Regions from separate parts of the Mus musculus genome. Here region 1 is linked to region 2. Evidence: chromatin contacts called from ENCODE Hi-C or POLR2A ChIA-PET data. All regions are on one chromosome and are shown on one strand. Each heading gives the region's core, a stretch centred on a gene start or an enhancer-like site at or near the end of the contact. The rest is flanking DNA. Distances are from core to core; before and after follow the strand shown.

Region 1 (3,405 bases), core at 467-2,966, 290 kb after region 2:
AGAGAGCAACAGATTTCGTTACAGATGGTTGTGAGCTGCCATGTGGTTGCTGGGATTTGAACTCAGGACCTTTGGAAGAGCAGTCGGCACTCTTAACCACTGAGCCATCTCACCAGCCCAACTTTCTTTATTTTTTCTTTTCTTTTATTTATTTTTTATTTTTTTAAATTTATTTATTTATTTATTTTTGTTTTTCGAGACAGGGTTTCTCTGTTCCTGGAACCCACTTTGTAGATCAGGCTGGCCTCGAACTCAGAAATCGGCCTGCCTCTGCCTCTAGAGTGCTGGGATTAAAGGCGTGCGCCACCACGCCTGGCAGTTTTTTGTTTCTTTGTTTCTTTGTTTTTTGAGACAGGGTTTCTCTATATAGTCGTGATTGTGCTGGAACTAATCAATTTCCTTAGAGTGGAAACAGTTATCTACAGATACAGTTTTCTTGGGTTTACAGTCACTTTCTTTTGTTTGGTTCTGAAAGCTTTGTCAGTTTGGAGGGCATAACAAACAACTTGCAAATCTGATCCTTATCATAATAACAATTTGTTTAGTTCCTGATTCACAGTGAGGCCAGGCATTTTTGGACTGACTAAGCAGGCCTGCTCTGGGTTCTCCAGTACGTGTGTGGGAAGCGGGTGTTGAATGATGGATCTAGCTTCACTGGCAGGCTGGCAATTGGCAAACTCCTCGCTGGGGTTCCTGGTTGCTTAGGCTCCTGCAGGCTTGCTCAGGCCTCCTCTCACAGTCTGCAGCAAGATGGGGCTCAACACCAGAGCATTGTTTCTTTTCTCATAGTATTTAAAAAAAAAAAGGCCTTTTTTTTTTTTTTTTTTTTTGGTTTTTGGTTTTTGGTCTTTTTGAGACAGGGTTTCTCTGTTTAGCCCTGGCTTTCCGGAACTCACTCTGTAGACCAGGCTGGCCTCGAGCTCAGAAATCCCCCGCCTCTGCCTTCCAAGTGCTGGAATTAAAGGCGTGCGCCACCACTGCCCGGCGTCTTCATTTTTTTATGCCCGTTTGGATTGTTCCCTTACATAGACATAAGGGCACATGCATTTTTCACAGCGCTGAGCAAAGCAGATGTCTCTATCTACTGTACTCATGGTGGGAGTAGCCGCTGGAGGGAGGCATGGGTAGCGTACCTAACTTCACCATGAGCGGGGATCCTGGTGGGATTGTGGAGGGTAGTGTGAGAATCCTTTAGTCTAGGGGATCCCCTAGGCCTAGTAGAGGGAAGACGAGAAAAGGTTCAGGAAAACAGGTCTTGCTCTGTCAAGGCTTTTGGGGAATAAATAAAGGCAGACTCATTTTCCTCTGACTCTGAAAAACTCGGTCTGGGAGTGGTCCGAAGACCTCGTGATTGAAGACTAGCATTGCCTCACTTCCATTCCTCACCACGCCTCTTCCCCCTGCACAGCAGACCCCCTCCCACCGCTTTTGACCAGTTTTAGCCTTGCCTTTCCACCTAACAGCTCCACCTACAGTCGGCCCTTGCCTCCATCTTCCTCCTCGCCCGGTCCCACATCCGCTCCACCGCAAACTACCAGCCCCGCCCACAGATCGCCTGACCCTCAGCGCGGCCCTCGCCCCAACCACTTTGTCTCTCTTCCCCCTTACACGTCAGCCCCGCCCTAGCTACACTCTCCCTATTTCCATCTACTCTGTTGTCCCGCCCCATATCAGCCCCGCCCATTAAATACTAGCCCCGCCCACAGCCGCGTTTTCAGGGCTTCCTTCCGTTCGATGCTTCAGATCGCCCTTCAAGCCCCTTGGCCCCACCCTTCCATGCAGCTCCGGTCCTCGACCGGCCTTCCGGACAGCGCGAGGGGGCGGAGCCGGGGGCGGGGCCGGCCTCACCCGGAATGAAAACAAACGGCGGCCTTTGCCGCATCCGGGCACTCGGCAGGTCGCAGCTGGCTCGGCAGTGGCGCAGGTGAGACGGCTGCGGCAGCGACCGGGCCTTGGGCCTGGGCCTGGTAGCGCGGCCGGGGCGGCCGTGGGCTCGGTGGGCAGGAGCGGCCAGGCGGACGCGGCGAGGCGGGCTGGGGCGGAAGCGGGAGGGGGTCGCGGCGGGGCGGAGGGGAAGGGATGGACACCAGCCAGCAGCTTGAGTTTGGATGAGCTGACTGCCGGGGCTGACAGCGGAACGCGGGGTGTGAGAACGCAAGCTTTCTGGACCCACACTTGTCCTCGCCTCCTTCCCTTGCTTTTAAATAGGAGGCCCTAATGGCATGTCATTTCCCCGAGAGGGAACGTGTTGAATGTGCGTAAGGTTGTATGCAATCTCGATTGATCTACAAGTGAAAGTGGTATTTTCAACATTGATGCCTAAGGTTTCACTTTCGGTTCAGAGCGCTGATCTTGATGATTTACGTGTTTTCTGCGTTGGAACGCCCAGCAACACACATGAAACAGTTCTCCAATTAAAATTGAAAACTGGGCTGTTAGATTTTCTTCCTTTTGACCTAACACATGTCATTCTGGTACCTGTAACTGGATTTTCATAGGTTTGAATACAGTGGTTTAATTTAATTAATTAATTTTTTTGAGATGGTGACTCACTATGTAGCTCTGGTTGTCCTGGAATTCGCTAAAGGCGAGCAAAACTATAATCAAGCCGGTGGTTTAATTTTGTTCAACATTAAATCTTTATGTTAATCTGGGCATGGCATACCTTTAGCCCCAGCATTTAGGAGGCAGAGATGATCAGGTGATCTCTGTGAGTTCAAGTCCAGCCTGGTCTACATAGTAAGTTCCAGGACAGAGCTGAGTAGTGAGACTCTGTCATGGTTTTAAAAAAAACAAAACAAAAACAAAAAAACTTAGTCGGGCGTGGTGGCGCACGCCTTTAATCCCAGCACTTGGAAGGCAGAGGCGGGGGATTTCCGAGTTCGAGGCCAGCCTGGTCTACAAAGTGAGTTCCAGGACAGCCAGGGCTATACAGAGAAACCCTGTCTCAAAAAACCTAAATAAATAAATAAATAAATATTACGTGATGCAGACCTAGCAACAGTGTGGAGCACAGATGAAGGGTTGTGATAGCCTTGGCTTCTTTTATCAGACAGTGGACTGGGTACAGTCTGAAAGGCTGTTTTCAACCTTCTGAATAGCTGGGTACTAGTAAATTATCCCTGCCACCTCCTTAGGAGATGGCAGTAATCTTTTTCTCAGTTTCTAAACTGGGCGTGCTGGCACACGCCTTTAATCCCAGCACTCCGGAGGCAGAGGCAGATGGATTTCCGAGTTCAAGGCCAGCCTGGTCTACAGAATGAGTTCCAGGACAGCCAGGGCTACACAGAGAAACCCTGTCTCGAAAAATTAAAAAAAAAATTTTTTTTCTATAGATTTGAGTCCTGTGTCTGGAGGTTTAATAGACTTGTATTTGTAAGGCTCCTAAGTGCCTTGTGGTGAGCT
Region 2 (3,549 bases), core at 335-2,834:
GAAAACAAGGAGTAAAAGGAAGGAGTGCTAGCCATCCTAGATTGGAGCTTAAGGAAAAAAGGCTGGTTCCTTGAGAGTTCCACTGTATCTTCCTTATCCTCTTGAACCCTGATGTACTCTCCTCCAGTCCTGACCTGGTGTCGGGGCCTCCTGAGACACGTCAGCGCAGGAAGGCAGGGGCCTTGAGAGGATAATTTGGGTGTGTGGGGATGGACTGGCTCAGTTGAGTTCTTTGTTGTTGCCTCACCCGGGAGGAGGAGGCCCAGGTGGCTGGTCTGATGGCTTGCCCAACGCCATTCCCAAGGCCATGAGTCACCAACTGCCCTACTGAAGCCCATGCCTGAGATATTGACTTATGGAGCAGGTGTCAGGGCCTCCAGCGATCAAGCCAGTATCTCAGAGGCGGAGAGGAAAACTGTGCTTCCTAGAGCATTTCCTGGAGGAGCGTGGAGGACATCCATGGAACATCCCACAGGTTTATCCCAGACTGCCTGATTTTCTTATATAACAAGAGTTCATGACTCCCATACTTTTGTGTCTAGGTAAGGTGCAAAGCTATGCTTTGTGGCAAAATGGAATCCCAAGGAAGTGGGCGTGGGGGGGTACCCCGGTGGCAGGAAATTCCCATGATCTTTCTGAGACCTCTAGAGAGAGAGAGGTTAAGTGTGGCTTTAGCTGGTACCTCCCTCTGACATTACTCACATATAGTATATACTTGCTTAAGACTACCTCTACACACATCCTTATCTCCTCAGCCCCAAACTCAAGCAAATTCTGGCTCATTGCTCTGTCTAGTTTCACTCTGCTCATTCCAGAGCATGACTTTGCGACCCTCAGCTCAAGAAAAATTGAGTCCCGGAAGCACCACCAATAAATGACAATGATACTAGTAACATAACAATGTTCAAATGTCCAGATGGATTACCAGAGAGTAAATGTGAGCTAGAAACAGCACCCCCTGGTGGACAGTGGACAATAGCGTGCCTTTCTCGCGTGGAGGGGAACGGGTATGAGTCAGAGCCACTCCCACCAAGAAACCACAGCCCAGTGGAGGAGTTAAAACAAAAATAATAATTACACAGAAGGCATAGTGACTCAAGCCTCTAATCCCAACACTGGGAAGGAAGGATGGTGAGTTCAAGACAAGCCTGGGCTATAAAGAGAGTCTCAGGCTAGTCAGAGCTATGTAGCAGGTCTTGGGGGTACTTTGGGAGACAATTATAGCAAGAATAAGCTTAGCCCAACTGCTGCAAGAGCTATTCACTTTTGAGCTGGAACCTTAGGCCAGTGATTCAGACCCAAATGAAGAAGGAACCTAAAGGTTAGCTCTTAGGTTGCACTTTGATTAACTTCATGACCTACATACTAATAATTCACGATAACTGTGAGTAGCAGGATCACATAGGGAGATTAGAGACTCAAGTGGTGGCACGTTACGTGCATGTATGTTTTTGTTTGGTTTGGGTTGAGGGGTGTGTGTGTGTGTGTGTGTGTGTGTGTGTCTGTGTGTAGTTTTTTTTTTTAACTCTCAGGTCTGTTTTCACATATTCCTTCTCACGAAACCACCACTTCCTGTGATGCCAGGGAGCATAGAGATTGTCTGGAACAACTCTAGAGAAAGGGCTCAAGGTCAGAAGCGCCAGGACGTCCTCTAATGTGAGAATGAACGTCGCACAACCTCTGACCCGCACCTGACTTCAGGCCACTGAGCAAATAGCTAGAGCTGCTTCTGCTCGGTCCCGCCTACAGCCAACATTTTATCCAATCACAGCTTGCAGCAAGACTGATGTGTCTTTTCTCCAATCATCGCTGAGAATGGGAAGGGGTTGTCGGGATGGGGCCATAGCGAACATGGAACCCTCGGTAGGATAAGTGTGAGATTGCCGTTGCTGGCTGCCCCTATCTTATTGCCTCAACATGTTGGTGCACTTATTTCGGTTCGGAATCCGGGGTGGCCCAGTTCCAGGATGGTCGCTACAATCCCTGCGCTTCCAGACGTTCTCTGCCGCCAGGTAAAAACACAAGAGCAACTTGGAGTGTGGGCCATTGACCACCGTCCGACATCGCGCGGGGCCCGCCGGGATATGTAGTTCCGGGCTCGCGCGGGGCTTGCTGGGAGATGTAGGCTGTCTCGGAGGGTGTGGAATGTCACTGTCCAGGGAATTGGCCTCAATTATTCATGATGCTGTGTGGTGCCAGCAGGAGGCTCCGCAGGTCTGTATCCACTTGCGGTCAGGACTCAGCCACACCCAGTCACCACTGCCCACTAAGGGGCGCCACTCACAGCTCGCATTCGCTCTCTGGTAATCCACCTGGAGATCTGTAATTGGTGTCCATAGACATTTACTATTGATAGTGCTTCAGGATTAGCTGAAATAGTTCTAAATAATCAAAAGCGATACCTGAGCTGGCGAGATGATTTAGCAGTTAAAGGCACTTGCTACCAAGCCTGAAGACGTGGATTCTACTTGAAAACTCATGGTAGGAGGTATGCAGTTTCGGCAAATTATAATTATCCTCTTACTTCCACTATCCCAAACCCACTAAATAGATAAACACATACGTGCATTTAAAAAAAAATTTTAAAGTAGGTCCTAGCTAGAATCTACTGTGAATTCAAGGCCAGGCTGGTCTATAGAGAGCTCCAGGTCAGCCCAACTATACAGTGAAATCTCAACAGCATCCACGTTAAGCCCGAGAGTTGCTAGGAATTTGAAGCCAGCACGGACTACATAGTGAGTTCTGAGTGAACAAAACAAATAGGAATTTGATTCTTAGAGCTAGATGTATCGTCAGGAACCGAGCCTAGTACCCTTTACTCAAGAAGGTGAGTCTAAATCCAGTATACAGCCGAATGTATTCTATACATTCTAAGTTCAAGGCCCACCTGGAAAACTTTGTAAGATCCTGTGTCAAATATAAAGAGTAAAAGGGTCATTCATATGACTCAGTGGGTAAAGAAGTGCCACCAACGTGATCCCCTGAGTTTGTAATCCCTGGGACCCACGTGTGGAAGGAGAGAACCAGTTCTTGTAAACTGTCCTTTGATCTCAACTCACTGTGGAGTGCTCAGGCATGGGTGTGTTTCTCGCACCCCCCCCCACACACACACACAAATAAATAAATAAAATTACTATATTTTAAAAATAAAGAGTAGAAGGAGAGCTGGAGACATGGCTCAGTGGTAGGCTTTTTGTTTGTTTGTGTTTGTTTGTTTGACAAACATGAACCATAGATTCAATTCCTAGTACCCTGGGTGGGAAAAAAAACTGATCCATTCTTGGTAAAATTAAAAAAGCAAAAACAAAAACAGAAAAACGTACCCCACATTGATCCAGAGAGAATAATGAGTTGAAAGCATAGAAGAGACCAAAGTCTAATTTTTCTCTTTTTCTCCTAGTAATTTATTTTTTATGTACAGTGGTGTTTTGCCTGCACGTATGTCTGTGTGAGGATGTCAGATACCCTGGAACTGGAGTTACAGACAGTTGTGAACTGCCATGTGGATGCTGGGAATTGAACCCTGGTGCTCTGGAAGAGCAGGCAGTG

The links. Hi-C counts contacts between places; a loop is a spot of excess contacts on that map. ChIA-PET counts read pairs that join two places held with the same protein, here RNA polymerase II (POLR2A).
Region 1: a map of regulatory T cell shows a loop between it and region 2 (2.2-fold over the local background). The contact joins the promoter of Nub1 here to the promoter of Abcb8 in region 2. A Hi-C loop is called at or near these places in 1 of 37 maps with a recorded cell type or tissue (regulatory T cell). POLR2A ChIA-PET finds 5 or more read pairs at or near these places in 2 of 5 experiments (Patski and embryonic stem cell).

What each region holds. Positions count from the first base shown.
Region 1 is chr5:24,684,099-24,687,503 of GRCm38, forward strand. Nub1 (negative regulator of ubiquitin-like proteins 1) reads left to right here and starts at 1,717. Exons shown (of 15, transcript NM_016736.3): 1 at 1,717-1,924.
Region 2 is chr5:24,392,572-24,396,120 of GRCm38, forward strand. It overlaps Abcb8 (ATP-binding cassette, sub-family B (MDR/TAP), member 8), which reads left to right and starts at 1,585. Exons shown (of 16, transcript NM_029020.3): 1 at 1,585-2,012. The coding sequence starts at 1,918.